2 separate regions of the Homo sapiens genome follow, and region 1 is linked to region 2. Evidence: read pairs that join two places in POLR2A ChIA-PET (ENCODE). Cell type or tissue: OCI-LY7. All regions are shown on one strand. Links, peaks and the distances in the headings refer to the core of each region. The heading gives the core; the rest is flanking DNA.

Region 1 (16,766 bases), core at 4,013-12,012, 150 kb before region 2:
TCTCACTATGTGATATGCCGGCTTCCCCCTTGCCTTCCACCATGATTGTAAGCTTCCTGTGGCTTCACAAGAAGCTGAACAGATGCTGGCACCATGCCTGTATAGCCTGCAGAACTGTGAGCCAAATAAACCTCGTTTCTTTATTAATTACCCAGTCTCAGGCATTCGTTTATAGCAATGAAACAGACAAATACACCATCCAACTTGTTTCCCTACCTCCTGACTTATTCATCTCCAGACTCTGCATAGCAGCCAGGGTGATTTGTCTAAAATGCAAATTGATGACATCTTTCCCCTATTTAAAATCTTTAAACATGCGTAACTCTCAAGATAAAGCCATAGCTCCTTAATAAGGTTCCCCAGACTTTCATGATCTGACTCCTTCTCATTCTTCAAATCTCACCTCCTCAGAGGTATCATCCTGATCCCATTTAAAGTAAGTTCTTGTTATTGTCTCTTAGCAACTTGTTTGTTTTCTTCATTGCATTCATTACAATTTGACATTATTATTGTGATTATTTTTATCTGTTTCCCCAACTAAACAATAAGCTCCCTGAGAGAAAATACCATGTCTATCTTGCACACTGATATTTCCCTAGCTCCTGAATATGGTTAAGTGAATAAATCTGGACCCCTGAATACTGTCTAGCTTCATCTCTTGCTATATTTTTTCTTGGGATTTATGGTTTAGCTATATGCAGTCAACATGTATTCAACAATTATTTGATAATGACTATTCTCGGTTCCCTAAACATTCCACATAGAATACTACCCTCTGCCTGGAATAATTCTGTTTAACCCTCATGCCCTTTCACATGGCAAACTCCTGCTTACCTTCAGGTATCAACACTGTCCTTGCACCTGGACGCCTTGCTTGTTCTTCCATGATAAAATCTTTATACTATAATTTAAATGTCTGTTTCTCTTTCTGCTTTTCTTACCAGATGGTAAGGCAATGGCAATTAAGTCACTACTATGTTTGTCATTTTTCATTGTTGCCTCTGAAGCATCTTGCTCAGTGCCTGACACTCAATAAATAGTATTTAGCAGACAAATTCAATCCTAAAGCAGACATCCCAAAGTTCCGAGAGGGGACCAGTGAACTCATATCCATTGGGGTGGCAAGATTTTTTTTATTTGTAAGTGGCTACAAAGAAAAAGGTGTTTTTGTTCTTGTTTTTTCCCCTAAGAATACATTTTCCTTTAGCTGTTTGCTTCTGCAATACGAAGTGACTCCACCTGCAACTTATTGTTTGGCTTTAAGGGCAGAAACTTGTTCATAAATTGCTAAATTTACTTATAGCCTAAGTGAAAAGTGCAAAGTGTAGATGACAAAAAAGATCTATGATGAGAATGGGTTTTGTAATGTCCCAAAAGGACACAACATGATAGCAAGATCCCTTCCTTAAAATAATTTTTTTAAAATGTATTCATTATGAATTCATGTAATTTAGTTAAAAACAGAACCTCTTTCCTGTACTCATTAATGGCAGTTTTATGGTTTCATTCTGCCGGGCACATAAATATGTTATAATATAAACAAGTCAATGGTGTAATGAATCATTTCAGTCTTATTGTGCATATGTTTTTACTACAAATCTTGGGGAAAAAAGCTATTCACGCTCTGCATTTTTAAATTATGCTAATGTGATTAGTCATTATGGTCCTACTTATTCTTTATGATGGATGCAAGATGTTTAAGCCTCGCATAGTACTTGTGAGGGGCCTGATTAATGCTTGAGACCCAATCAAGAAGCTGTTGATGAAGTTCAAATAACATATTAAAAAGTTATATACAACAGAAGAGTTGATTCTTGCTCATATAAGATTACATAAACTAATAAAATAAGTGTAAATTGTATTAATGTACATTTTTATTCTTCCACAAACATTTTAGCTGCTACCATAACCACGTAATGTATTTTGCCAGGATCTGTCCAGGCCACTGTTTTTGAAACGAAAGTGTAAAAATGACAGAGAAAGCTGCTATTAATGTTAAATATAAAAATGCACACACATCCACACCAGCAAACAAGTGTTTTCAAAACCTAGACTTCAAAACAGTTCACCCATTCTTGCATTTTGATGTTGTCATGATCAAGCAAAATGAAAAACAGAAAAGACATATTTTGGTTGGTTATTATGCTGCCATATCAGATTGTTCCCGTTATTGTCTTGCATAAATCCCAAGCTCAGAAGGAGAAGTGGCGAGCCAGAAGAAGAATATGGATATGTGTGTGAAAAGAGCAAAAGAACAATTTTAGAATTTTAAATGAGTCCAAAAATTGAAGACCTGATTAACAATCTGAGAAATAAATTTCAGGAGAAATAAATGTAATATATACTTTATATTCAGTGTTTTTAAAACTTTTTAAGAAGTAGAACCCAAAGAAATCTTATGAATAATCACAATCCATATACGATGGTGTGTAAGGCCGTTCTCGTGTTGAAATAAAGAAATACCGGAGGCGGGGTTATTTATAAAGAAAAGAGACGTAATTAGCTCATGATTCTGCAAACTGTACAGGAGGCATTGTGATGGCACCTGCCTGGCTTCTGAGGGGGGCCTCAGGGAGCTTTTACTCAAAGCAGAAGGCAAATTGGGAGCAGGCATGTCACATGGTGAAAGCAGGAGCAGAGAGGGAATGGGCCCAGAAAGAACACACTCACTACCACGCAGACAGCACCAAGCCATGAGGGATGTGCCCCCATGACCCAAACAGCTCCCACCAGGCCCCACCTCCAACATTGGGGATTATATTTCAACATGAGATTTGGGCAGCAACAAATATCCAAACTATTAATATATCAGATAGACTATGAGAAATAAATAAGAATATTTCATAAACATTTCATTAGTTTAAATTTATCATATTTATGCATATCAATGAATTGGAAAAGTAAGACTGTTTTGATATTTCTGTGATTTCTTACTAGTTGCATAGTATTGAGATTTTCTTGACAACAAAAATAAGCTGTTGGAAATGGTAAAAATATGAGTTTTTAAACAAGTTGCCTTGTAATATCAGGACACTATTCCATTTATAAGTAATGAGAGGGAACTTCATTTGTTCTGAGAGCCACATTCTAGGTTAGTCTGAGACGAGTTGGCATGTTGTTGGTCTCTATTGTAATAATATTCAGTACATGGCAGGCTTGAATGTGCCTGTTTTAAAAATAGCATTTTGTGGCCAGGTGCAGTGGCCCATGCCTATAATCCCAGCACTTTGGGAGACTGAGGTGGGCGGATCACCTGAGGTCAGGAGTTTGAGACCAGCCTGATCAACATGGAGAAACCCCATCTCTACTAAAAATACAAAATCAGCCAGGCGTGGTGTGGTGGTGCATGCCTGTAACTCCAGCTACTCAGGAGGCTGAGGTTGTGGTGAGCCGAGATCACACCATTGTACTCCAGCCTGGGTGGGCAACGAGAGCGAAACTCCATCTCAAAAAAACAAATAAATAAATCAATAAAAATAAATAGCATTTTTAATAGATAAAAAATTAGCAAAATTCCAATCAAATGTTTCTTGACCCATGATTCTCCTCAGGGACACAATAGGGTGGGGCAGGGTAAGAACACTGTTCTGGTTGGTTCTCTCCAAGCTGTAGTCTTCTCCACTACACAGGCAGGATTTTAACAACCTATCTGCTAGCCTTCCCTGCATGCCACCCCCCATACTGCCCTGCTGTAGACATAAATGATGTATTCCTTTTGCAGTGTTCTTTATTTCAGTTAGTGGTATCACAACCTTAGGAGCTGCAAACCCCTTCAACTTTTCCTTTTCCTCACTCCTAACATTTAATATCTCCCAAAGATCTACTCATATCATCTCCAAACTATCTATGGAATCTGATCTCTCATCTCCCCTTTGTCCCTGCTGCAACTGCCTCCTGACTGCTACCTGCAGACTTCAGCCTCATCCTATCCCTCCCTGCCAGAGCTTCTGTTCTGAGACACACATTTGATTGGATCATTCTCTTGTTTTAAAGCTGGTAACACTGTCTTGCACCTAACTGGTTAAAGTTAAACCCCTCAGCAACTACAAAAGGCCCTCAATAGCCTAACCCCACCAACCTCCAAACTCCTCTCCTGCTGACTCCTTCAACCCAGGCAACTCTGAACTTATCACACTGCATGCACCTTATCCTTTGCATCTGTCTTCTTTGTGCCTGAAGAACTACTCATCCTCCAGGACCCAACTCAAACACTACCCCTTTTTCAATGCATTTATTGATTTTCCCAGGCAAAGCAAGTTGTGATTCTTGAACTTCATTTGTATTACATATCCTTGTAGCATCTGCTCCAATGTTTTGACTGCAATCATCCTCTTGTATGTCTCTCTTTTCTCCCAAATACTATGAACTTTTAGAGTGCAGGTATTGTATCTCATCCATCTTTTTAATCCCAAGCATGTACCATCATGCTTGATATGTGCCTGAAACATGGTATACTTTCAGTGCATATTTTTCAACTCTTTATTACAGCATTTCATGTGGAGTTTGTTCTTGATTCTCAGAGTAATACACAAACAGAAACCACAATGGCATCCTGTAGGCTGCCTGTTGCAAAGAGCACACGGTAAATTGTCAGTTTCTTTCCTCCTTACTCTAATTTCTCCATTACATTGGGCATTTAAATCCTTTATCTTCCTCTGAGTTCATTAACATATTTCAGAATTGAATTTTGAAACATCTCTTCTTTATGGTGTTTTCTTTCCAAAATTTACTTATCCTGTCCCCTCTCAGGTTATATGAAACTTTCCTGGTGTTTAGAACCTCAAACGGAACTAATTTCTCTTCCTAATTTCAGGTCAGATTTTGGGGAATGTGCTCAGTTATCATGCTCCAAGATAGAGATTCCCTTTCATTGTTTTTTTCCTACTACATTCTATCCTTCCCCAAAGAGGTCGTATTGAAGTGATTTGCAAATCTTAGGTCCTCTGCCCCCATAGTCCTTGAACCCTGAAAATGCTAAAGTAAAGCTGGAATTTTAATTATTTTTGTGTATTAATGCTACATGCTACATTCAATAAAAATCAGGAGTAAATTTTTACTGAATCATGGGATAGATTCAATCAAAATCTATCCCATGATATTATTACTTCTTTACAAACTCAGTTACTTATTATTCCTGACCATTTGGATATTTTACAGATTTTATCATTTATTTGCTCCATGATTTTACTTGAAGAGAATTTAATAACACTTACTAGGATGATTGTCCTTCCTCATCCATTCAACCATTCCCACCCCTTTTCAAGGCATAACATTTCCTATTTCCAATCCTCCTCGGGTTTGTAAAAAAAAAAAAAAAAAAAAAAAATCGCTTGGCAATGGTTCACTAAGAATTGCAATTTAATCCTTTGGAATAACAGGCTTTTCATCTGTGCTCCCTGCAATGATCCGACGATCTGCCACACAATCAGTTCCTTAGAAAAGAACAATGCAACTCAAAAGAAAAGAAAGTGCTGGCAACATGGTAAAGAACATGAGGCCTGTTATAAAATTTGTAAATATAAATTAACCTTGGGAGTAAATGGCATCAAAATATGAATTATTGCTCCTTTTCAAAAGAAGAATTAGGACATTTTTGGCAGCAAATGCAAATGAACCTGAGTGTCTGTGCTTTTGATCCGGACTGTGTAAACACAGGCTCATAACTAGGTAGTTTCGTGTTTATATTGGTGGAGTCTCTAAAGTTATGCTTACCGACCCAGGAACAATGCAACACTCAAGAAAGAGCAAACACAACCTTAATTCTTACCTCCCATGGCCCTTGACCTAAGGAGTGTTTATCTAAGTTGTTTTGCATCTTGTATTTTAGGGAGCTGGTTATTATTAAAAAATACAGATACAGTCCTATATATCTAAAATGCTACACACACATTTATTTAAATGGGATTAGTCTGTTATAAAATATCCCCCTTTTAAGGCAATTATAGGCCATCAACAATCTGCATAGCAATTTATCACCTCGTTTTCAGTCATTATCACTGTTAGTCAACCATGTGTTCCACAGCCTAAACATCACTGAGAGTTCACTGGGATTAGTTAGGTGTTTTAAGAGTCATTATCATCACCATTATTACTACAAATCACACCATTTATTTAGCACCAACAATCTGCTGAAGAAAGCAGGTTGGCACAATTTACAGTGGATAAGAAATAGATGCCACCTACAAAAGGAACATGGGAGTGAGCTCCAGCAAGAATGAGTGAGGGAAGATGACTTAGCACCATCTTTAGGAAAGTGTGTGGGGATTAGATACTTTCATATCCGGAATGCGGTCTCCTGGAAAGACAAACACTTTGTAAAAATCCTTATGTTTCTCCAGTGGCCTGATCAATAGAGAACTAAGAGAAGTGACCAGAAGACATATTTAAAATGACAGAATTTAGAAAAACTGCTCATGTCTATGGTACAACATGACTTTTTTTCTGCAAAGCCAATTGAGACTATGGCTCTCTCAAGTCAGTCTGAGCCTAAAGTTGGTGTCTGAGTCCCCTTCTCTACCAGCACAGGCTATTATGTAACATCCAGAGGAGTGAGCCAACTAGTCAACCAAAGCAGGGTACAGAGAGGTTGGCAATCTGAACTCAGCCAACAGATTACCACATAATAAAAAGGATGCATTGCCTTCTGATCATTACAAGAAATTTAAGGCTCTACTCTGCCTCATTTGGAACCTACTAGAAGCCAACTCAAATACTCCTTTTTCTTTCTATAAAATGTAAACATTAAAAGTCAAGTGACTTTAACGTGATTATAAACTTTAACTTGGAAACTAAGTTTTTAAGGACAGAGCAGAGAAAGTTTTTATTTTTTATTTTTTGGGGCTTTCATAGAATTGGCCAAAACTTTGAACAAAGCTTAAGGGTGAAAGGAGCCATTTGGCGAAAATGTCTGAGTTCCTGCTTTATATTTTTATTTAAGGACTGTGAAAATTTGGAGTAAAGCAATAGTTCATATCAATAAAAGTTTAATTTATTTTATGTTTATTGAGAAGGAATTAAGTCCAAAATCATCTAAAATTTGGTGGCTAGTGACATCTGAATAATTAATGAAATTAGTTTTCATGAAAATCACATATTTTCTTTATATGAGATGTGATATGATTTTTGACATTTTAAAAGAGCTGTAGGATAAATAATCTATTATTATTGGGGTCAGATTTGTACACATGATAAATATTTGACCTTTTATATATCTGTAGGACTTCTGGTTACAATACTTAATAAAGGTTAAGGGCACTTAAATTTTGACAAGCCCAGATCTTCTATAATGTCTGAAGATTCACAGTACCTTCATTTTACCCCAATTAGCATCCGTACACATAAATATAACTGAGGAAAAAAGAAAAATTTTCCACCTATTTCAGTTTGGTGTTCTGAGTCTGAGATAAGTGCATATTATAGAAAATGACTGCAGGAGAAAATAAAAAACAGTGGCTGAGAGGATATAGAGTCCAGGAATTCTTAAGTATCTGGGAAGATTTTAAAAGTAAATACAAAAAAGAAATTTTGGTGGGCTTTTCCAGAAAGCAAAGTAAGCCAATACATTTTATTACGTATTTATGGTTTTTGAAAATTTTTGTTTTCTACGAACCTACACCAGCTAGAAAAATAATTGCCAACTCTTCCCACAATGACTGATGCCGTTTGTGATGTTGCTACTGGCAGAAAGATTTTCTCAGAAGACTGAAAAAAAATAAAATATAAATATTGTGGTTTTTTATTGTCTTTATGAAAAACTATATTTTTGGCCCTTGGACCTGAGAGATAATTTACATAGCCAATTACAAAAGCTCTCACAGAATGACTGCACACCTGCATTGGGTGAAACCGAAAGAAAAACTCTCTTGTTCAGTAAAGCACCATATGCAAATTGGGGGAATAAAAGGAGCACAACAGCTGGCATGAAAAGAATAGTTTACAGATTCTTAGGGAGCACTGGTCTGGAGGCATTCAGAAGCGTCATCAGGCTGGCAAAAGTGCACTATGCAACTAGGGTAACCTTCAGTATGAAAAAAAAAACAGCTTTTAAAGAAACAGGTAAATGTTATTATGATCAAAGTCCAAAACTCATTGGCATTGATAACCGAGCATTGAGCAAAATGGAAACAGCCGTTAACAAATTCATTAAGAGCCTCTTTACATTCCCACCATCAATTGAAAACATATGTTTAATCTGTACTCTCTTTAATTTATTTCAATTATTATTGGTAGAAAAAAGGTAACCTGCTTGAATATCATAAAGATATGTCAATGACATACTTCTTGTATTTCCAGGTCAGGTTGTGCACACCTTCAGTCAACATTTATATAAAATGACAGCAACCTTTGAAGGCCTAGTTCTTCCTTGAGCAAAGAAGTGATTATTCATCACAAAGGGACAGCTAAGAGGATCTTAGAGGCAATGTTGCCTATGGAAAGAGCTCTTGACCATTCGTAAGTTCAACTCACTCATCTATTAAACGGGGCTAATAATACCTGTCCTGCACATTTGCACTGTGAACATCAAACCAAATCATAACAGGTGAAAGCATTTTGTGATGTGTAAGATGACAAATAAGTGTAAGGAATTGTGATTCATAAGTGAATTCAATAATAGCTATTCTTAGTTTATAGAAATGACAGAAGTCTCAAGTCCCCAAAGAGTTTAATGCAATTATAATTATTTGATCCTTATACTTATTTTGATTAATAATAATATTCAGCAAGAAAGCTGAATTTCCTTTTCAGGCCACCCTCTGCCAGTATTTAAGCTTGCTTTTTATGTGTTTGTGAAACTCACTGAACTCAGCCAAGATTTTAACAGGGAAGTCCCAATGTTGATTAAAATGGCCTATTTTGGCACTTATGTCCTAAATCTAATCGCCAATGACAAGATAAAACGAAACAAACAAAACCAATGTCTCATTCCATGCAATCCCAGAACCCTAAGCTGTTCTCATTCTTGGTCAACTGACCAAAAGACTACCATTTTAGGCAAGAAATTACACAGATCATTGCTCTTCTATGTAAACCTTATAATAACACATTCATAATACACTGGGAAGCAACATCAAAAATATTCAAGGTTCAACTGTGCTTACAGAGTACATTTTGTTATTGTAGCTTTTATTTTTTTCTTTCTAGAGAAATTTACAATTGAGTATCTGGTCATGAAGTTCCTAAAAGCTGTTAGCCATGCAAGTAAGCTTTGAGGTTAGAGGTGGATAAGCCCAGAATAGAACTTCTTTGCCTCAAGTTTTACATGCTTATCATTTGGTAACTAATTTTGCTTTATGTGTGTAGGTGAGTGTGTGTGTGTGTGTGTATGTGTGCATGTGTGTGTATGTGTTGTCTTTTCCTTTTGAGGGAAGAGGCCCAAGAATTGGTGGGCCTTTTTACAATCAATCTGGATAATAATAATAACCATGTACAATGCTTTCTCCCCCTTTCTGTGGCCACTAGTCTTCAAGTCTTGGGAGTCCCTGACCCCCATTCTGTGTTGTCTTTATGTAAACAGGTTTTCTCACTTTGCAAGCTTAAGGCAAAAGGCCTGGCTGGGCCACTTTAGAGACAATTTTTTCATTTGTAAAATAAGCACTCTTGAGTTAAGGCTTTCAAGGCCCCCTTCAGCTCTGAAACACTCATGGCTTGTTAAGCAACACCTCCAAAGATGACCCAATGTCTTCAGTGTATGAGCTTAATAAACTTGCTCATGAAATTTGAGACCTACTTCCAGCATCTATCACAAAGTTTTCCTATCTTCTTTATTGAGTTTTCATTTCTATTTCTACAATTGACAACCATCTAACAACAACAAAAAAAGCCACAACTAAAATAAAATTTTTGCAAAAGGACATTCAATAAGTCAATCTTATTGGAGCTAATTGTCTACTCTGTGGGAATGAATATGGAGTATTTTTACTGTGAGCAGTTACACTTCAAATGACAAATATTTACTGAGATGATCACTGGAATATCTATTGGTGTCAGAGCAGCAATGCTAATTATTAGCTGGCCACTTAAGCTGGCTAGTATCTACTCTAAACTGTTACTAACTGGCCTAGAATGAACTTCAGTTCCCCTATCTGCAAAGTGAGAACTGGGCCACCGATATAGCTCTTGAAAAGTATTTGTAATCATTTTAAGTCTCAGAGGGTGAATGACCACCTGGGAACATCTGAGATTTTGGGGGACGCATTTACTTTTGGGGCCATTAGAGAAATCATTTAGTACTGCAGCAATGATTTAGTTCTGTTGCCCCAAGGGCCCCAAAGAGTTAATGCACTTCCCATAAAGCTCCTGCCTTCTCTGTAAATCGACAAATTTATCAGATGGTGCTTTTGACAAATCAATTTGCTTGACACAGGTGGGCATTTTACTGCCAACATCTATTATAGAGAGAGTACATTGACTCTTCTTGGCTCATAAAGGAATCAGGGGCCAAACCCCAACAGGCATCTACACAGCACTCTGCATCACAGAGTAGTTTGAAATTATTTATGAAACAGAGTTGTTAACTGCTGGGACCTTTTGCTGCCATTATTGTAGTCTCCGATCTTTAGAAGAACAATGCCAAATGGTGGTGGCAGTTACTTGAGAGAGTTGTGATTTTAACATTTCATTATTAATGATAGCTATAGGATGTGAGCACCTATCCACCACCTGTTCTTACACCTCCTTCCATCTGGATTCAGACAAAGAGGGACATTAAAGAAGGTGAATCCTACCTATGTTCTGGATCTGTTCTTCTTGTCTCCTTAAGCAGCATTTTGATCAAATATTACTACTCCCTCCTGAGTCATCAATTTTTTTTGCTACATTTTTCTTCTAAGCCATGTGAAAAACTCCAATCTTAAATAAATCATGTTCTACCTGGATTTTACGGCCTTCTTTGCTCTCTCCATCTCTTTCTTTCCTTTCTTTGCTATGTCTGGGAAAGAGAAGTTCATACTTAACTGTCTTGGCTCCATCACTCATTCACTCCATGGCCCCTGTAGCCTTCTCTGAATGTGGGTCTATCTGTTTTGTTTATTTTATTTTTGAGACAGAGTCTGGCTCTATTGCCCAGGCTGTAGTGCAGTGGTGTGATCTCGGCTCACTGCAGGCTGTTCTTCCTGGGTTCAAGAGATTCTCCAGACAGCCTCCCGAGTAGCTGGAGTTACAGGCAGCCCCCACTACGCCTGGCTAATTTTTTGTATTCTTAGTAGAGACAAGGTTTCACCATGTTGACCAGACTGGTCTCGAACTCCTGACCTCAAGCGATCTGCCCACCTTGGCCTCCCAAAGTGCTGGGATTAAAGGCATGAGCCACCGTGCCCAGCCTGAATATGGTCACTATTTATGACAGCCTAGGTCCTCCACATTTTCAAGAACCTATAAAATGTTTGAAAAAAAATGTTTAGAAAAACATTTTAGAAAAATTAAAAATTGACTGACTCAAATACAGAAGAAAATAGAACATTTTAATTTGTAATAATTTCAAAGGGAAAAAGGTTAATCTCCTAAATTTTTATGACATAAATTTAATATGGAGTTTGGTGCATTTTAATGTTTGCTGTAATATGTGGTTGGATCCTCAGAAACCACTGTGTTCAGGATCTAGAAGAGTTTTAAATGACCCTGATAAGAGATCTAATTGCCAAATCCAGTGGGCGATTTTTAATCCTTATTAAAAAATGAAGCAGCATTGGATAATGTTGACCATGCCCTCCTTTCTCCTCCCTTGGTTTCTGTCATATCACCATCTCCTAGTTTTTAACCAACTTCTTTGAGTACTCCTGCTCAGTCTACTCTGGGGTTTTCTTCTACACCCGGAATTCCATCTTGGTTGTCTTTTCTTGTTAAATGTTTTCCTTGACAATCTCATCCACATCCAGGTTCCATGCCCATTTATATTCTAAGCTCCATCACCGTCTGCACTGGCAGTTCAACTTCAACGGCCCCTGAAAGTCTGCTCCTCCTTTCATAGATCCTGAGTAAATGGCACACTATTAATTCAATGGCTCAATCCAGAAATTTGGGAGTCATCTTACATTCTTTTTTTTCCCCTCTCATCTTATAGTCAATCAATCACCAATTCCTGTCAATTCGATTCCTGCAATCTCTTACATCTGTCCACTTCTCTTCATCTATTAACAGCACAACTCTGGGCCAAGCATGGTGGCTCACATCTGTAATTCTAGCACTCTGGAAGGTCAAGGCAGGAGGATTGCTTGAGCTCAGGAGTTCAAGACCAGCCTGAGCAACACAGCAAGATATCATCTCTCCAAAAAAATAAAAAAATTAGCCAAGTGCAGTGGCATGCACCTGAAGTCCCAGCTACTTAAGTGGCTGACGCAGGAGGACTGCTTGAGCCCAGGAGATCAAGGCTACAGAGAACTTTAATCATGCCAATGCACTCCAGCATGGGTGGCAGAAAGAGATCCTGTCTCAAAAACAAAAAAATTCACAACTCTGATTTTGTCATACCCATGCTTAATCTCTTCAGTGGCTCTCAATGACCCTGGAATGAAGTCCAAAATCTGACCCTGACCCTCTCCATGAGCTGGCTGCTGCCTCCTTTCCAGTCTCATTTCCACCCATTCTTCCATTAGAGAGTACTTCTTTGAATCTCCAGATCATTTCCACAGCACACCACCACCTGCCACCATTACATTGTCTTTGCACTATGGGCCTCATCTTCTGCAATTCCCCATCACACTTTTAATTACTTGTTTAATGTCCATTTTCCCCAGTAAAAAGAGTGCTTAATATTTGTTGGGTACTTTCTATGTGCCAGGAAGTTTCACACATATTATCTCATTTTAATCACAACAGTAACTATGAGGTAGGTTCTATTATTACTCCAATTTTAAAGATAAGGAAACCGAAGCATTGAGAAATTGAAGGCCACACAGCTAGTATGGAGTAAATTAAAACTAAAACCCAGGCAGTCTACATCCAGGGCCCATATCCTATCCACAATTAATATTGCTTCAGTGGCCAGGCGCCGTGGCTCATGCCTTTAATCCCAGCACTTTGGGAGGCTGAGGCGGGCAGATCACCTGAGGTCGGGAGTTTGAGACCAGCCTGACCAACATGGAGAAACCTCGTCTCTACTAAAAATACAAAATTAGCCGGGCATGGTGGCGCATGCCTGTAATCCCAGCTACTCGGGAGGGTGAGGCAGGAGAATCACTTGAACCCAGGAGGCAGAGGTTGTGGTGAGCCAAGATCACACCATTGCACTCCAGCCTGGGCAACAAGAGCGAAACTCTGTCTCTGAAACAAACAAACAAACAAACAAAATATATATATATATATATATATATATATATATATATATATATATATATATATATATGTAGCTTCAGTGAAACAGTAAGGTCTACAAGGGGAAGGGCTGAATCTTGTGTCTCCAGAGCCTAACACAGGATTGGCACAGAATGGGGGCCAACATGAAATTGCTGAAATAATAAATACAATTCAATTCTTAGATTGGCATATAGGGTCCTCCACAATCTTACCCTGACCTACCTCTCCAGCCTCATATCCCGGTACATCTGTCCCTCCTTCCCCATGCCCTATCTTCTAGCCATATATGCAGTTCCAAGAATAGGCCATAGTGGTTCACACCTCTGACTTTTGTATACTCATAATTCACTCACTCCATGTGTTCACTCACTCACTTATTATTCATTCATTTGCTAAACACCTACTGAATGCCAGGCAGACAGAAAAGTCCTGTGATAGATAGATGCTATAGGAACACAGAATAGGGATATTAAGGGGTTTGGACTAAGGAGTCAAGAACATCTCCCAGGAGAATTAACATTAAAAGTGAATTTCATTTCCCTAGCATGTGCATATCTGCATGGCAAGCCCTTATTCATCTTTTGGACTTCACTCAAATGTCTCTTCCAGGGCTCTCTCCAAGGCAGAACTTGCAGACATTGTATTGCATGTGACCTCCCCCATCACCCCATCAGATTACGAGATCCTCTTAGCCTCTTGGTGCGTATCATGTCAGTACAGTGGGTTCCTGGCACAGAAGAGGTACCCAATAAAGAACTGATGAATGACCAAATAAAATAACGGTCCTTTTTTGTGACAATACTCCATTTTAACTCATTGTAAATATCTTTGCACTTACCTGAAACCATGGAATTGGGGCTTCTGTTCATTTACAGAATAGATATATTTTTAACATATAAATGAGAGAGATTAGGGAACACCTAGCACCACTATATCATTTTATTTTAGACGTGGATATATAAATTATGTAAAATAGCAATGTAAACATACACACACACACACTCACATACTTTTGTCAATTTAGTGACTAATAACTTGAAGAAATAAGAATTCCCACTATAAGGCATATTCTCCTGAAAGCTTTGGGCACTATGGAGAATACTACATGACAGAATGCTAGTATACTTTCTGAAAGACAAGATGATCCTAATGATTTCCTCATCAATGAAAAAGGACTTTTTCATTATTAGAAATGAGCCCCAAAGGTTAGGCTGCTAATGTGTTTTTGTATACGTGTGCAAATAAATGCCATAAATAACACTTTGGACTAACATCAAAGCACACTTCTGTCTCACTGCTCTTCTTTTTGGGGTGGACATTTGAAGAGGTTCTTTGAAAATTATAACGAGATACAAACTTACTCCAGTGTCCCCTTCTCTACTAATACATGAAGGGCAGCTGTGACTGGCTTTCAGTGGACCAAAGCTCTTACAGGAGTTGCTTAGGGAGAAGCCTCACATTCTGCAATCCTGTTTCTATTTGAATGTGGAAACCTGAGCTACCTCTCCCTCCATTCTCTCCTGCCCTCCCCAACTCTCTCCCTCTAGACAGGTTTCTAATCTGTCCAGTGAGTAGCTGGAACTACAGCAGGAGTCAGTAAACTTTTTTGGTAAAGGTCAAGATAGTAAATATTTTCAGCTTTGGACCACATGGTCTGTGTTGCAACTATTTAACTCTGTTATTATAGTGCGAAAGCAGCCACACAGAATATGTAAACAACGGGTACGGCTGTTTCTCAATAAAAATGGGCATGCCTATTTTCCAATAAAATTTTATTTATGAAAACAGGTGGTGGGCCAGATTTGGCCAGTAGATCATAGTTACAGACTCCTGGACTAGAAATATTCTAGGATCCCTGTTAGCTTTTCTCTGCCTTAGTATTCAATTTTCATGAGTCTGTGAGAGTTCACAATTGGGAGACAGCTGGAAAAAAAGAGAAGCATACTTTGAAGAATCATTGGCTGTGTGAAATTACTATATTTGACTTATCTTTTCACTTGGAGTCTTTTAACTTTGTAGCATAATGCCCCTATTATATTTAGCAATTAGAGTGCCATCACAAAGTAAAATGTAAAACCATTATTCCTTGAAAAGAGAAAAGGCTTGTGGTATGAAATGATGCATGCGAGGAGTGTGGGTGATAATTTACTCATATAATCATTTCTATTTCTGTTCTATGGCAAGTATTTCTGGAGATGGCTCAGATGGCAAGGAGATCTTTAAGACGTGCATGCCATAATTAACCTTTTTATGTGTTCTGATAGAAATATCAATAGTTTTTCCTCCTTTAGCACTTTTAACTTTACTTATGGTGTATAGAGATGATTTGAAGAATAATCATTATAAGGGAAAAAACGCCTTTATATCTTGGGTTTAAAATAAAACATGTATATTCTTCCTATTATTTTTACTTTATGGATAAGTTCTAGACACTGAACATCTGCATTTCTTTTTGCCTCCTTGCAAAGGAGGAGCTAGCCCAGCCAATGATTCTGTAGAATGTAGATCCACGATGTACGAAGTGTAGTCCCTGGACTAGCAGCATCAGTATTTGCATCAGCATCTACTAGAAACTTGTTAAAAATGCAAATTCTCCAGTGCCATCCCAGACCTACTAATTAAGAAACTCTAGGAGTGGGCCCAGCAGTCTGTTTTAGCAAGCTCTCCAGGTGATTCTAATGCCTGCTAGAGTTTAAGAACCACTGGTATAGCTTAGATTATTACCTTACAGAAGCACAAGTTAAAGGGAAGACCTGGCCTCATATAATCAGCAGAATGACCTTAGAGCCTGGACATTCAGAAGGCACAGAATACAGGCGATAAGCCTATAACTACATTACAAGAAGAAAAAGGACCTGAGAAAGAAAAACAAAGGGAAGAAGGGAGACATAGAACTTGAATGAGTAGGAGGAACTGGAAAACTCCAGGGTTCCATTTGCAGCTGTGGCTACAATCCTCCATGATTTGATGGGTGAGGACTGTGCTAGGTGAAGGGAAACAGAAATGAAGAGAACAGTCTCTCCATCCGCAAAGAATTCACAGTATTAGAGTGGAAAAAGAAAAAAATGGCTCCCTTGAGAATTTACAATAGACCTAATATTTTAAGTCAAAGGAGGCTGGGCGCAGTGTCTCATTCCTGTAACCACAGCACTTTGGGAGGCCAAGACAGGAGAATCATTTGAGCCTAGAGGAGTTCTGGACCAGCCTGGGCAACAGGGCAGAACAATGTCTCTACAAAAAATAAAAAAATTAGCTGGGCTTAGTGGTGTGTGCCTGTGGTACCAGCTGCTTGGGAGGCTGAGGTGGGAGGATGGCTTGAGTCCAGGAGGTTGAGGTCACAGTAAGCCATCATGTCGTCACTGCACTCCAGCCTGGGTGACAGAGTGAGACCCTGACTCAAAAGAAAAAAGGATCAAAAGAGAGAGGTTGGACATCAGGAGACATAGAGACAAGATGAAGAGAACAAAGAAAATAGA
Region 2 (16,766 bases), core at 2,954-10,953:
TATGTACTATTAAATTGTTTTTAGTATAAATTCATTAAAACAAAAATGAACTGGAAAGAAGGCAGATCAAAGACACAGAAAACTCAGCTTCTAGGATTCTAAGATATAAAAGAATTTAGTTCATCCAGTTCATGTAAACAAAATGTTATTGAATGTTTATGTGTCAGGTACTGTGCCAGCAGGAAAGTAAACAGGTATAAGCTTTCTAGAAGGCAATTTGGCAATATGTATCAAGAACTTTTGAAGAATGTATAAGCTTTTAGCTGGTAAATCCACTTCCAGGATTTATTCTAAGGAATGATCAGAAATTTCTTCAAGTATTTACAGAAAGATGTTTATTATAGTGTTATTTCTAATAGTGAAAACCTGGCAAAAATGATGGGTAATTAATAAGTTAATTAATTATCCCTACAATGGAATATTACATAGGAATTAACATTATGTTTTAAAACATATTAATGCATAAACACACAATATAATATCATATAACAGTGAGAATAACAAACTACAAGTGCATGGAACAATATGGATGAATCTCACAAACATCATAATCTTTAGTGAAAGAAGTGAGACACAGAAAAGGTACACACTATATGATTCTATTTACATACATTTCATATATGTAAAACAATCTGTGCTGTTAGAAGTCAGGATTGCTTTGGAAGTTGGATGAAGTGACTGAAAGGAGTGGGTTGGGAGGAGATTCTAGGATTCTGCAATTTCTTTTCCTTGATTTGGACGCTAACGACATTTTGTGAAAGGTTATCAAACTTATCGTTTGTGCATGTTTCTGCATGTATGCTATTCATCAATAGAAAGTTTTTAAAAATTAATGACTTGGAAAAAGAAAGTCCCTAATATTAAAGTAGGAAAAAAATCAAGCTATAAAATATCTGTGCATAAAATACAGTTCCAGTTTTGTAAATAAAAGAATAGCATAGGAAAATTGCTAGAAGGAAAGGAGGTCACTGGGAGCACAGTCTGTGGGGGTAGTTGGGAGGGACAGAGGAGCCAGCAGGAAATGGGGAAATACCCCTATGGTCTCTCATAGGAATTGTTTATGAGGAGAGCTTAGTTTGAAGAAGAGAGATGGGGGTGGTTAGAGGATGTGTGTAGTAAATGGCAATGGTTGTTAAGACAGGAACACTGGAACCTGTTTAAGTTCTGAAAGCAAAGAGTCAACAGAGAGGGAAATGTACAGGAAATATACAGAAAAAGAACAATAATGCCCCTTGGCAGGCCAGTCAGTGTATAAACAAATAAGCAAACTCAGAAAAGGGACCAGCAAGTTTTGACTACTGTATGTACACAAAGCAGTTCTTGTTTGTAGAGCTTGGCAAATTAATATATTAAGAAACTTGGGCCGGGCACAGTGGCTTATGTCTGTTATCCTGACACTCTGGGAGGCAGAGGCTGGCGGATCGCTTGAGTTCAAGAGTTTGAGACCAGCCTGGGCAACATGGTAAAATCCCGTCTCTACAAAAATACAAAAATTAGCCAGGTGTGGTGGTGTGCACCTGTAGTCCCAGCTATTCTAGAGGCTGAGGTGGGAAGATCCCTTGAGCACAGGAGGTGGAGGTTGCAGTGAGCTGAGATTGTGCCACTGCACTTCAGCCTGGATGGCAGAGTGAGACCCTGTCTCAAAAATAAATAAATAAAGTAAAATAAAGGAAATAAAGGAAAAGAAAATGAAGAGGAAAAAAACGGGGCTGGGCATGGTGGCTCATGCCTGTAATTTCAGTACTTTAAAGTGGAAGGATGGTCTTAGTACTTTGGGAAAACAAAGTGGGAGGATCACTTAAGGCCAAGATTTCGAGACCAGACTGGGGAACATAGTGAGACTCCATCTGTAGAAACTTTTTTTGTTGTTAATTAGCTGGATGTGGTGATGAACACCTGTAGTCCCAGCTACTTGGGGAGGCTGAAAAGGGAGGACTGCTTGAGCCCAGGAAGTCAGCTATGATTGTAGTACTGCACTCTAGCCTGGGTGACAGAGCTAGACTATCTCTTTTTAAAAAAAAGATTTTTCTTCCTGTTTATATCAATTTTTATGTTTTCATGAGGCCTTCACATCATCCTATTATCTGGATTAGGTTAATTCTTTAAAAATTTGAGCCAGAGGATAACCTATCTCTCACTTCAAAATACTTCAGAGGAAAATAAAGACCAGGGCAAATGAAACCTAGGTGAAGTACAGAAATATAGAGATAGAAATGGTGGCAAGTAGCATTTCTACCATATGATAGCTGTGTGACCTTAGGCAAATTATTTAACCTCACTGTGCCTGAGTTTCCCTATCTGAAAAATGATGAAGATAATAATAGACTGATAAGAGGTTTACATGAGATCATCCATATAAAATGCTTAGCCTAACGTGTGGCACAGAGGAAACCCTTAATAAGTATAAATTGCTATTAGCATTTATTCTTATTTTTATTTAGAAGTGGAATTTCTAAGATGTCTTCAAACCTAGAAACACCAAAACAAAACAAAAAAGAACACAATAGGTAACGAAGCAGCAGCCCCTAATTCACAATAAATAATCTCAACAAAGAATATGCTCTCAACTTTTTCTTTTGAAAAACATTAGGCTGAGTGTGGTGGCTCACACCTAAAATCCCAGCACTTTGGGAGGCCAAGGTAGGAGGATCACTTGAGGCCATGAATTTGAAACTACTTTGGGCAACAGAGCGAGACCTCATCTCTACAAAAATATAAAAAATCAGCCAATTGTGGTGGCACACGCCTGTAGCCCTAGCTGCTCAGGAGGCTAAGATTGGATGATCACAGAAGGTTGAAACTGCATTGAGCTGTGATCGCACCCCTGCACTCCAGCATGGGTGACAAGACCTGCCTTTAAAAAAAAAAGAAAAGAAAGAAAGAAAAAAAAGAAAAACTTTAAATCTACAGAAAATTTGAAAGAACAGTACCATGAACACTCTAGACTGTTCACCTTTACCTATATTCATCAGTTGTTAAACTTTGCCATATTTACGCTCTCTCTCTGTCTCTCTCTCTCTCTCTCTCTCACACACACACACACACACACACACACACACACACACACACACACACACAAAACCAGTTTTGGAGAAGCCAAGATGACGGCTGGTTGGCTCACTGTGTAGAAGAGCATACTCCACCTATTTGTCATATGTACAAAAAGCCTTTTTCAGAGAACCTAATATTGCATAAGACATACAATGTCATAATATTAAAGTTGCAATAATTGTGATGATCAATAGAGAGTAACACTGATAGCGAATAAGAAGATATTTTTCTGCAATGCCCCACTTGGGAAGGATAAACAGTCTCAGAGTTTTATGTTCAGGCCTTTTAATAAGGGGAGAGCAAAGGCTTTCACTAGCAGGCAAGGAAGCCTAACACAGCTAGATCAGGGTTAGAGTTAGATATGTTACTGAATGAAGTTACTGGTAAAGGATTTCCAGAAATAGCCCTGTGTACATGGGTATTTCCCCCTTAACTATATTGAAAAGGAGCTTTTAAATAAAGGTTCCCCACTCCCTTTTACAAATTTTAAACATCCAGACTATCACGAGTATCTGGAAGTAGATCAGAAAATCAAAAGGATGCTAAATATTTTGTCTCAAAGAATTACATATGTGAACATTTACTCTACAGATATTAGACTGAACAACATAAATTTTTTTCTAGGTTAAAAAGCCAAATACTGGCAATTACATATATATATATATATATATATATATATTTGCTCATGTATGAAATGACATAAATATAAGAATATTAACTGTAGTTTTTCTTTTTTTTTTTTTTTTTTGAGATGGAGTCTCACACTGTCTCCCAGGCTGGAGTGCGGTGGTTCAATCTCAGCTCACTGCAACCACCACCTCCCGGGTTCAGGCGATTCTCCTGCCTCATCCTCCCGAGTAGCTGGGATTACAGGCACCCACCACCACGCCCAGCTAATTTTTTGTATTTTTAGTAGAGATAGGGTTTCACCATGTTGGCCAGGCTGGTCTTGAACTCCTGGCCTTGTGATTTGCCCGCCTCAGCCACCCAAAGTACTGGGATTACAGGGATGAGCCGCCACGCCCAGCCTGTAGTATTGTTTTTACAAGCGGAAGTCTGGAAATGATCTAAATGGCTAGACAGGAGATCAGTAAATAAAGTATGGTACAGTCATATAATACAATACTAACTGTCAAAAGAAAAAATTAAAAAGCTGCATACCACCTTGAAAATGTCTTAAGATACATTGTTATGTGAAAAAAGTATGGCGCAAAACGAGTTGGTATAGTAAGCTACCTTTTGCATACAAGCATGGAGGAGGGTAAAAAGATACACCTGCATTTGCTCGTGTAGACATAAACTCTGAAAGAATACATAAAAGATGAACAGTAGTAGTTTACTTTTGGAGGAGGAAGAACTGTGTGGATCGATGACAGATGTTGGAGGAAGGCTTTTCAGTGTATTACTTTTCATATATTTTTTAGCCATTTATATGTATTATCTAGTCAAAACGAATTTAAGATTTTGAACATTTAGATAGGGTGATCAGAAATTGGAAAATGATTCTTCCTGTGCCTTCTGTCTACAACAATACAATGTTAAATTGTAATCATCTCTATGAAATTTAGTTTCAAGTGTTTGCAGAGTAACCGTTATTATAGATTTAATTATAAAGATTGATTATTTTTTGGCATGCTGTCTTTGTTTCACATTAGAGAATACAATATCTAAAAGGCCTTTTCAAAAGAAACTTTTTGTGATACAGATTCTTTAGTCATATAATTGCAAAAACAACACTGAAAATTCCTGTGTGCCCGTCACCTAGTTTTCCCCATGGTTTACTATCCCTAAACCTGGCTACCACTAATCTGCTCTCTATCTGTATAACCCTGTCACTTGAGAATACTATATAAATGGATTTACAAAGTATGCAATATTTTGAGATTAGCGTTTAACAATTACTTTTTGCACTCTCATTCCCCATATTGATTGCATTTTCATATTTTTATTTCTTTTCTAGAGATGGGGTCTTGCCATGTTGCCCAAGCTGCTTTCGAATTCCTGGGCTCAACTGATCATTCTGCCTTAGCCTCTCAAGTAGCTGGAACTACAAGTGCATACCACTGTGCCTGGTTCCATATGTCTTGTTTTGTTTTGTTTTTTAAGTCAGGTTTATTGAGGGATAATTTACATACTATAAAACTCACCCTTTTCAGTGTGCAGTTCTATGATTTTTTAAAATAGTTTTGTTTTGGTATAGTGTATAACAAATTACACATTTTCAAGTATCAAATTTGATGAGTTTATATATATTTGTGAAGGCATCATCACAACCTACATAACGATCCATCACCCCTGAAAAGTTTCCTTGTATTACTTTGTAATCCATTTTTCCAACATTATACACTCATTCCCAGGCAACCACTTTGCTATCCATTACTATAGGTTCACATTTTCTAGATTTTTATTTAAATGGAATCACATAGTATATTTTTTCATTTCTCCTGAGTAAATACCTAGAAGTAGAATAGCTGCATCATATAGTAGGTATATGTTTACCTCCTTTACAAACAGCCAAACTTCCAAAATGACTGTAACATTTTATATTCCCACCAGCAATATGTGCAATTCCAATTTCTCCATATCCTCATCAACATTTGGTATGGTCAGTCTTTGTAATTTTAGCCTTTCTAGTGGGTGTAGTAGTGTATTAGTCCATTCTCATGCTGCTATGAAGAAATACCTGAGACTGGGTAATTTATAGAGGTTTAATTGACTCACAGTTCTGCATGGCTGGGGAGGGCTTGAAACTTACAATCATGGCGGAAGGCACCTCTTCAAAGGGTGGCAGGAAAGAGAATGAGAGACAGCAGGGAAAATGCCAGACACTTATAAAACCATCAAATCTCATGAGAACTCACTCACTATCATGAGAACAGCATGGTGGAAACTGCCCCCATGATTCAATTACCTCCCACTGGGTCCCTCCCAGGACACATATGATTATGGGGATTACAGTTCAAGATGAGATTTGGGTAGAGACACAGCCAAACCATATCAAGTAGTATCTCATTGCAGTATTAATTTACATTTCCCTAATAACTACCGATGCTGAGCATCTTTTCATGTGCTTATTTGAACAGACAGAAGCCATACTGAAATGGACCAAAAGAAAGCATGAATGGTGAAGAAAGAATGAGCTCAAATCAGTCTTTGGAAAATTTTGGCAGTGAAAATGGAAGAAACACATATGACAGTGAACTTAAAGAGGGTTTCTTGGCTATGAGGAAGGACCGGTAGAGGAGATTAAAAGAACAAGAGAAAGACATGAAATAATTGATGAAGAAAGGTTAGAGAAGAAATGGGATGAGAATGTGATAAGGATACAGGTTACCTTTGCGAGGAAGAGACAGAAAGTGAGATGGAAATTAAGTGAAGAAATACATTTTGAGATGGTGGCCAGGGAAACTCAAGGGCTTTGCTCAACCTTCCTGGCAAAATTGGGGAAGAACTTATCTACTGAGACTAAAATAGAAGGAACTGGGCCTGGGGCTTGAGAAGGATGACAAGAGTTGAAATTGGTGTTATGAGAAAGCAGTGGGTTGGGAATCAAACAGAGATAAGTAGTGGGATTATCAAACAGCTTTAAGAGCACTCACAAAGAATCTATGTTAGTAAAATTTAATATTTCTTGTATTCTCTTTCCTTGGTTGTCAAGAGTTCCCAAAAAAAGGACATAAATGGGTCAAACAGTTCCATAACTATACTACCTCACAACACTTTCACATTCTCAAGCTCTCTCTCTTTCTTTTTTGAGACTTACAACTTGTTTGGTATGTAGAACAGGTTCCACTCTATACATGAAGAAACAGAAAGTGAGGGAATGGCTTTCCCACAACGCTAGGCTAGCTGGAACTTTAATCCAGATTTTTTGATTCTGATTCTAGTAATTAGCATGTCCCATAATTCTATTGCTGCATCCTGCTGCTATCTACCTTCAATGCTCTTCATTATTGTTCTGACCTTAAAAACTGCCTCAGTTTCTTAATTGTTACTCTACCTTTCTAATCCACCCCACACTCTGCTCCATTCTTTCCTAAACAACATTGCTCATGTTCTACAGAAGCAGAAGTCTGTCGAGAAGTCAGAGTAGCATCTAAGCCTGAGAAGCTGCTCAGAGAAAGGGGAAGAAGATTTTGGTGCACCTGAGGACTCAGTTTGCAAACAGAAAAAGCACCAGCTATCAAGCTGCAGCCATGGTTTGCCATTTAGAATGGATGGCCTGATTCTCAGTGTTTTCTTAGGGTCTGTGGTGAGGAGAGACAAAAGAAATCAGTAGAGAGCCGCCATCAGTGAGCCAGAGAGAAACAGCAGCCAGGGTTCTTCTCTAAACCAACCAATCTAATATAGACTCGTCCTCCTTATAATACCTCCCAGGGCAGGGCTGCAAGGCTGGAAATGGTAAGAGCATTTGGGCTGTAACTCCTCACTCACCTCCTCCCTTCAACCAGCCTTCCAAATTCCCCTAACTGAAATAAAGCCTAAGAGTCTCCTCCAGAAAATCAACATATAAAAATGTTTTAAAGCAAACCTGAAACTGGCACCTTTACTTTGCTTAGGATGAAAAGTTTGGTTTCTAGTGTGTTGGGCAATCTGTATAAAAAGTTATAAAGGTTAAGTGTCTAGTACAAATAAATCTTGGTTATTTGTGAACACAATAGGTTCCTGTTTGGTTTTGTTATTGTGTTTTTTTTTAGAAATTAAGCTCCCTCTGACCTTGAAAGTCATTTTGCTACTGTAGACTGTGATGCAAATTAAGGCATTTCTATTCTTATTTCAAAGTCTGCTGCATAAAGTAAGTGTATGCTCTTCAAAGTAAATTGACAGCCTAATGTTGCACATTTAGCTACATCAACACTTCAACAGCTTATTTCATTATTATTTGACTAACTCATTTTAAAATTTATCAAGAAAAGTATAATTTTCTCCTCTCATGGTTTCTGGTCTTAAAAAGCTAATACCCTAACAGTTTTTAAAGATCCCCTAATGTTGCAACTTGTGTACAAAGCAGGTCTAAAAAGCAGCCTCACAACTTTATTATAAAAGTAGGTCACTTTTTAAAATGCATTAAAGTTAATGTAAATATAACTGTGCAATTCTTTATTTTAAGCTTTGTTTTGAAGGCAAATCTCTCACAAACTAAATCATCTTTAAAACCTGTAGTTTTTAGTTTGCACTTGTTACAAAAACAAGCAATTATTCTATAGCAGAGCATCTCATGTTTCCTAGAGCTAAATGATATCCTGAAGTAGCAAAAATCTTGTGGACCAGAATGATAGCAGTATTTCTCCTTTGAACCATTAAAGAAAAAAATGAATAAATTTAAGGGGAAACCCCTCTTTAAAAAAAAATAAAAAAGGCTTCTTGTGTTATATCTAATCCACTTTCACACAGTTTTTCTTAATTACACTACAGCTGTCTGGTAAGGCACAACTGACCACTTCCATCATGAAAACAAACTGTACCCTACCATCTAAAGTTCTCGATTAAAAAGCAAATGTTTTTGTGAGCCCAGAGAAAACGGGCGCAGCTGCTCCATTTCACGAGGCAGGCACCTCTACTCCATTCATCTGTGAAGAATGGCAATGACTGTAAATTGTTCTTCCTGATCGGTTCCACAATAAAAACAAACCACACTACTTTCAATTTTTCAAAGCCAATTTTTTCAAGCCTCCAGTACACTGGAAACAAGAGTTGTGTTCTTCTGATTCATGGCCTTTGATTTCTACATAAACATCCCTGTATGCATGTAAAAACAGGTCCCTGCAGGATACTCAGAGACTGTATATATTAACTTACCAGATGTACCAGAAGATAGAAATGCCATCCGCCTACCTTTCAAAGCAAGATACTATTTAACAGCTTAAACTGCCTGTGACTAAAGAATGACTGCAAAGAACATACCGTATGTGGAGAGGCATTAGTTAGTTCATGAGAAAACTTCAGCATATTCACAAAAAGTACAACAAACGGTTTTCAACTTGTGTTTTAAGGCTCTCCATTAAAATCCATAGTAAGGAATTAAGGTCAAGAAACACATCTGCATTTTGCAACTAAAACACAAAGGTTTAGCTATTACTGGAAATCTAATAATAGCTAAAATGATTGACACAAGTTTGTTAAGAAACTTCTAAATATTCCCAGTTAATTTACAATGCTCAAACAGTAATCACAATTTAATCTTGAGGTCTCCAAAGTATTTTTTTTTAATCAAACACACACTTGTCAATTTCAAAATGTTAGAGCATGCTTCTGCCATATTTATGTAAATCATATATATATAGATATATATACCTACAAGCATGGAGCACTATACTAATATCTAATGCACATTTTTAAACATATACAAAAATAGTTGTTAAGAATAGGATAAAATTGCTTATAAATAGAAGTTTTAAGACTTTGCACACCTCCTATGGGTAACCTTGCACAGCTCCTGAGGCACCAGCCCCTCCACTCTCACCCCCACCCATGGAGACCCTAAGTGGGCCATAGCTAATGTGAGGCCAAACCATGCCCTCAGTGGCTTTGGATGAATTATTTGATTGCTCTAATTTCTATCCCTGCCCTTAAGAAGATTGTTTGTAGAAACATAAGAATATAATCTAGTTTAGAACAGCTTTTAATTCTGACTCATCACTGGAGGGTTGCAATGGAATTCAAATGTGATAAAACATTATGGAGATTTAAAGTACAAGAAAATGTTCAGATCTGTGAACCCCCAACTTCAGTGGCAAAACTGCTAGCAGCCAATGATTATTCTCTCACACCTGACAGCAATCAAAATCACCTCAATCAGCAAAGAGGTTTATACTGAAAATAACATCCTGTGGCTGCCGCAGCGATGGCACCCCCTAACCATCAGCTTTGCCATATAGCTCCAATATATTGATATTTTACCTTTCCAAACTGTCTCATTTACAACCTCATTCCTTCCAAAAACCCTAGCTATATGTGATTTCAGGCAAAGGAAGTTCTCAACAAGTGATGAGACTTTATTTTAATTAAGCCCTGTCAATAATGCAATGTAATACATAGTTATTGGGTATATACAACTTAGGCTGGTTTTGCTAGAAGCTGTCAATACAATTATCCTTGTCCTCAAAGCGTTCCAAGAAAAAAAAAAAAACTAACAAAAACCTCCATCTAACAAAAATTTACCTCATATTTGCCCTCTTTCTTTCTGCCATTTGTTCTCAGGCTCCTTTACAGGGTCCTCTTCCTCCACCTCCTGTGTTACTCTCTAGGGTTGCTCTCTTCTCACTCCATCTCTAGGGGATCTTATCCAAGACTAACTCAAGATACACCAAGACATCTTTAATTACCAAAGCCATTTCTAAATAACGAATATTTTTCTTAAGTTATACATCATATGCCCCATACTTTCAACTGCTTACCTGATTTCTCCAACTAGATGTCCAAGAGCAGTTCACCTCAACACTTCCAGACGATCGTGAACTCATGATCGTCTCCATAAAACCTGCTCCTCATTTTTTTTATTATACTTTAAGTTTTAGGGTACATGTGCACCTCCTCATTCTGTACTTTCTCAATTCACAAGAATCATCATTCTTTCAACTCTCATAATCACTGAATGTCAAATTGTAATTAATCCTACCTCCTAGATGCCTTTCAAACTTGTCTCCTCTCCATCACCATCACCTTAATTCGACACCCTCCTAACTGGTCTTTTCTCTCTAATTTCTGCCTTCCCTGACTCACCCCTCAACATCACAGCCAATGTTCCTACATACTCAGACCATCTACCTCTCTTGCTTAAACAAGGGGAAGCAAGCAGTATCTTGAGAACAGTGGTGTTTTTATGCCAACGGGGATTGGGAAATGTTTATAAGATGGAAGGAAAGGGACTGTGGTAAGAAAGGAATGAGAGTCAATGATAAACAGAGCAAGGTCCCAGAGCATTAGGCAGGCTAGGCAGGCTCCAGAGCCCTGGAGGAGGGGATGGCTTCATAGATGCACTTGCCTCTGGGGGAGAAAGAAAGACGGTAAGGATGAATGTGATGAAGGTAAGTTTGAATACGGAGGGGAGGCAAGCCGAGGGAGTATGTGCCAGATATTATCTATTTCCTTAGAAATATGAGAAGGGAGGTAAATTATTACTTTAAAATGAGGGGATAAGTAGGGCTGACTGCCTGAGAACAGCGGTTCCAGTTTGGAACAGTCACTACTAATAATGAAGAAAGCAGCTGATTAGAAATAAGTCTGAAAGAATAAAAAAGGGAAAGAAAAGTCATCCTGAGCACTGAGCTGAGGCTGGAAATCATAAATCTGTACCAGAGACAATCAGCACAGTGAGAGGAAAGTTGGTTGCAAAGGTGGTGAGCAGGAGAAGCGGGAAGAGTGTGATCATGGTGCTGATGGGCTATAAATCACCAACAGCTCTCAATGCCTACTTTTATCCATTTAGCTCAATTTCCCCAGGGCCAGTGCAATTTAGTCCCTCTTCCTCTCCTAGAATGTGTGTTCCAACCATAATGAACATACTGTACCATTTCCAGAACATGCCACACTATCAGGACTCCGTCGTAGGACATGCTGCTTCCTCTACATAAATGCACTTCCCCCTACTCCCCTCTCCTTCCCTCTGTCTTCCTTCACTCCAAAAAGAAACATTCCACAATAAATTTGATTGGCCTGGGTAGGCAGCCCACCAAACCAATAAGCTGGGTACACAGCAAGCACTCGACGAGCATTTCACTGGGGAAGGAATCATATGATATGCAGCAAACGCCCATCCTGTCAGTGGGGGAGGCTCTCTAAGGCGCATGAAGAAAAGGGGATAATGGGTATCATCAAGCATCCCCTCCACCCCATCATGTTTAATAAACTTGTATATCATTCCTCAGGTCCTTGTTTCCCTAATCTAAATTCAAAACATAATCCTCTAAAGTTCTCCAAAACTTAAAAAAAAGAACATTAAAGGGCAATTATTTTTGAGATTTTTATGGAAGTTAAAGCTACTTAGTCTCCCTAATTGACAGAAGCAGATTTATTGAGTTTTCACTGAGAGCTCCTATCTCTACAACTATTTCCCTAACCATGTTACCCTAAAAGACAAATGAGTATCTGGAGCTCAGCTTGACTGGTATGCCCAAATGTGCAAATTGCAGCCAAACAAAAGCTAAATTTCTGGACAGATGAATGAAAAGGGACATCTGGTCTTGGTGTTTCTGCTCCTCCTTTCTTGATTCAGACTTCAGAAATTCACAATGCACTGGTCCTTTTAGTCACCACTCATTCTAGCCCCCTCCTTTTAATCATCTCCATCTAATACCACAGAGAGCTATAGGTATTAATTAGTTGCTCACTCATTAATTCAGCAAACAGCTACTGACTTAATTAATATGTTATAGACACTGGAAAACATACAAAGATGAATAACATAAGACGCTTACTGTCTGGGGAAGAAGAGAAAGTACAAAATTATTACATATAATATAGTAAAGTGCGATAATATACTATGCATTCATTTATTTATTTATTCAACAAATACGAAATATCTAATATATACCAGGCACTACTTTCAGTGCTGAGGATTCAGCAGTGAAACAAGTAGGAGGAAAAAAAATAACACTTGTCTTCAAGGAGTTTAATTGATAAACACATGAGCGAATAAAATGAAGCACGACATTGAAGGCAGCAATTCCTCCAGAGCAGGAGGAGTTTTCAGGCCTCCTCAGAGAAGCTGATGGCAGTTTAATCTCGGAGGATGAGCAGAAATGCATAGGCAGAAGAAGAAAGTGATCCAGGAACATGGTCCGAGGAAGCAAACAGCCTAGACATGTAAGAGAACAGTGTGTGGAGTTCAGAACGGCAGAAATACTTGCTCCAGTAAGAAGTCTGAAGTGGGACAAGTAAGCCCAAATAACCTTCTGTTAGACTGCAGTTAAGAAATGAGGAAATCCCTCTCAAAACACACATTTGGCAAAATTATGCTTGTTCTCTTTTTATGGGAAGAATGAAGGCTGCTTTTCTGTTTCCATTTTTTTCCAGAGGTACAGAAAAATAAAATTTTTAGGCAATGAGTTTGACTAAATTTTCATTTTAAATTTGATAAATCTGCCAGGGTATTGGGCATATAAAAACAAATCATAATATTAATTAATTAAAAAGTAAGCAAACACAAGAACCCAAACAAATAAATTTCCAGGTTCCTATGGGCTAGAAATTTTAAAAAGAAGCCTTTCTAAGATAGGAAAGTCATGAATAAGAAAAAAAAGTCATAATAGAAAAACCAGTATGTTCATGTTCACATTCAGAGTATGACATGTGCTACACAAATTAATATTTACATATCTGAAAGACAGCTAATTCCTAGAATGAAGAAGCAAGAAAGCATATACAGTATTTAAGGATATAAGGCAGTAGAACACAGAGGTGAAGAGCCAGCTTGCTTGGGATCTCATCTCAGCCTTGCCTCTCACTAGCTTTGTAACCTCGGGCAAGTTGCTTAGGCTCAGCTTCTTTATATGTAATACAGAGTTATAATAATGGTATCTACCTCAAAGAATTATTTTGAGGCTTAAACTCATAAATATAAACAAGGCTCTTCAAACCAGTACCTGGCCCCTAACTGTTACTGTTGTGAGTGGTAACGGTTATTGTTGCTATTATGATCCAGAGCTGGCACTTTACTACAAAATCCATATTAAACTACTGATGATCTCGTGAAAAAATATTTATCCTTTTATTAAATTGTGTAAAAATGCTGCTTTCCAGCTACTATTACTCTGGAATTGAAACCTAAAATAAACATGCTTAGCAACGCACATTGTTTAATCCTACTTTTGTTTAAGAGCTTAATTTCTGGCTGGGCGCGGTGGCTCACGCCTGTAATCTCAGCACTTTGGGAGACCGAGGCAGGCGGATCATGAGGTCAGGAGATCGAGACCATCCTGGCTAACATGGTGAAACCCCGTCTCTACTAAAAATACAAAAAATTAGCCGGGTGTGGTGGCAGGTGCCTGTTAGTCCCAGCTACTCAGGAGGCTGAGGCAGGAGAATGGCGTGAACCCGGGAGGCGGAGCTTGCAGTGAGGCGAGATTGTGCCACTGCACTCCAGCCTGGGTGACAGAGTGAGAGTCCGTCTCAAAAAAAAAAAAAAGAGCTTAATTTCTTGAAATGCTCACTATTCACAATAAACAGTAATGATCATCTCTGAAGCAATACACTCATGCCATCTTTTTTTTGGGTGAAAGGACCTTAAAAGACAGAACTTGAAACTGTTGCTTATATTATACCTGTCTAGAGGATTTATGAAAGCAGAATAGGCAAGAATGCCTATAGAATCCACCAAAATATAAATTCCACCAGACAGTAAGTTTCCATAAAGGCAAGGATTTTTGCTGAGTTCACCAATGTGCAGTCAGTATCTGGATCTGTGCCTGGAACATGGCAGGATCTTAATATTTCAAAATAAATGAATAATATGGTTTAAAATGAATTGTCCAAATCTTAGATAAACAAGTACACATTTGTAGGAAATTACATATATATTTAAATGAAAAAATGAATACTAGGTAAGTTTTTAAAACAATCACAGGTTTGAACTTTAAATGAAGTGCTATCTTCAACATTAACCAGCTCACAATATAAGAAGGAAAAAAATTAAACACTTTGGAGAAACTGTAGATTGCCTAAAGAGGGCTGTAAGTTTTAAACCAAAGCAGCACCTGTATGATTGAGAAGAAGAAATTCAACAAGAAGCAGTTATGAATATATAAATTATAAGGCTTTGGGAGTTCTTTTATTATGTGAGTAACAGCAAGTATTTTCTGGACTTGCAGCTGGTATACTATTTCTAAACTACACGAGGACCTATTTTATTCACTACGGAGTTTGAAACCTGAGGCAATATCAGTTTATTAATCAGATGAACTTCAATTTTAAACAGTAGAAGTTTTATTTCCTAATATAAACTGTGGATCTGCAAAAAGAAGTAATAAATAGCATGTCATTGGGCATGCCTGGAATAAGCAATAACTTGTAGTAAAATATATTTTTAAAAATTGATTAACTACACATGTACTCTGGGAGAAAAACAGACAAGTAAATTTTGCTGCTATTGACAAGGCTGCTCTATTATAATCTTATGTGTTAGCACAATCACTGTTAACATTAAAAGAAGGAAACTGCTACATTTCGGTTCTATCTGCCATATCTGGATTCTAACAGAAGATCCATCCCAAACAAATGACCAGAAGGCTAATTCTGATTACAATTCTTATTCCACTATTACAACGATATGTAACTGAGGAGAACTGTTCTACCATTTGTTATATATACAAGGACTACTTTGTTGACTAAGAAATTAATAAGTATTCAAAAAAAACTCAGATACTAAATAGAGGGAAAAAATTATTTCCAAAATTTTGAGTAGAACATTCTATTTATAAAACCAGATAGATATATGCTTACTAAACAAGCCTGTAGGAATCCCAGTTTCCCCTCTTGCTTAGCATACTGTATCCCCAGTGCCTAACAGAGAGTTTGAAGCTCAATAAATATTGACTGAACATATTAATGATTTCTCAGTCAACAAAAGTATTGCTCATAACAAGAATGTGAGCTTCTTAAGGCCAAAGACCACACCTCATTCATAACCCTCAGGGCAGGCCTACCTCAATCCCTGACACAGAGACAAAACTCAAGAAATGACTAATGGGTCAGTAAAAGTATACAAAGTCAATGACCTAAACAGTTTCAATTTTAAAAAGCAAATTTTAGAATTGTAATATTAAGCTACCAAAATTATTAAATTTGTTTAATATGATAAATTTACTTTTCATAAAATTTTAAATAAGAGTAGCCAAAAATCAAAATTTAATCAGAATTAGAACTTTTTACAAGTCATCAATGGTTTCTGAAGCTATGGTATGATTGATTAAATATTATTGTTTTTAAGCACTGGAGTACTGCACTCGAAGCCAAAGGAGTATTTTGAAAGAAAGATCTCAAGGCGAGGTTAAAAATTTGGCTACTGGAAGAAAAAGGACAGACACAGAAGAGACAGATACATAGAGTAAACTGATGAGAGGCAAGATATGAGTGAAGGAACTTGAGATTTTTGATCAGTGAGATGTTGTCCTCACTGACATAAGTAGAAAGCTATATATTTGTCAGATTTGGGAAGGGAAGACTAAAAACAGGACTTCAAGAATTTAAGTGTGTCAACACTTAAAGACAACAAGACAATACCTGATTTTCTATGTCCTTTAAAAAAAAAAAAAGAATGATATTAAGAATAGAGCAGAGCAGAGGTGTCACCAGTAGTAGGCAGTGACAGCTGAAGTACAAACATGATCAGAGCTAAGATACAGCAGGTACATACAGGGAAGGAAGTGCTTCAAAAGAAACAGCAGGCCAGTTTTGGAGATCAGAAGTAAAGCAGTCAAAGAAATTCTAGAAGCCAAGATCAAAAAGGGTGCTTAGAGAAAGGGCAGGGTACCTTGCCAAGACATAAGAATGGTTCTTGAGTATATGCACTGAATCACATATTGTAAACAAGGGGCAGAGTAATTGGACCAGTATAGACAACATTAAAAATATGACCTCATTGTTAAAACACACTGCTTCCAATCAATTCCGGCACTGTTACCTAATGGAGTTCCTCATACAGTCCAAACTTACCTCAAGTGATCCAGCTCCCATCACTGCCTTAAGATGTTATTTCACTATCTGCATAATTGGCCTAG

What was found. ChIA-PET counts read pairs that join two places held together with the same protein. Peaks named below come from ENCODE experiments on the same cell type or tissue, not always from the same donor. Only the 100,000 strongest peaks of a DNase experiment are listed, where the experiment ranks them.
Region 1: POLR2A ChIA-PET joins it to region 2 with 16 read pairs; 2 of 35 experiments call an interaction of 5 or more read pairs at or near these places.

The regions. Positions count from the first base shown.
Region 1 is chr7:7,911,822-7,928,587 of GRCh38, reverse strand. It overlaps LOC124901586 (a long non-coding RNA gene), which reads left to right and starts at 5,367. Exons shown (of 4, transcript XR_007060206.1): 1 at 5,367-5,482; 2 at 8,293-8,451. RefSeq lists an enhancer at 7,962-8,011. In OCI-LY7, for the core only: no CTCF peak of the experiment used is centred there; DNase peaks (open chromatin) are centred at 4,547, 6,527 and 7,877; H3K4me3 peaks cover 3,791 bases; H3K27ac peaks cover 5,086 bases.
Region 2 is chr7:7,764,539-7,781,304 of GRCh38, reverse strand. The region is part of intron 2 of UMAD1 (UBAP1-MVB12-associated (UMA) domain containing 1); the gene reads right to left. Among named protein-coding and RNA genes, the nearest start is that of RPA3, 54 kb to the right of the region's middle. In OCI-LY7, for the core only: no CTCF peak of the experiment used is centred there; DNase peaks (open chromatin) are centred at 7,194 and 8,594; H3K4me3 peaks cover 2,180 bases; H3K27ac peaks cover 1,854 bases.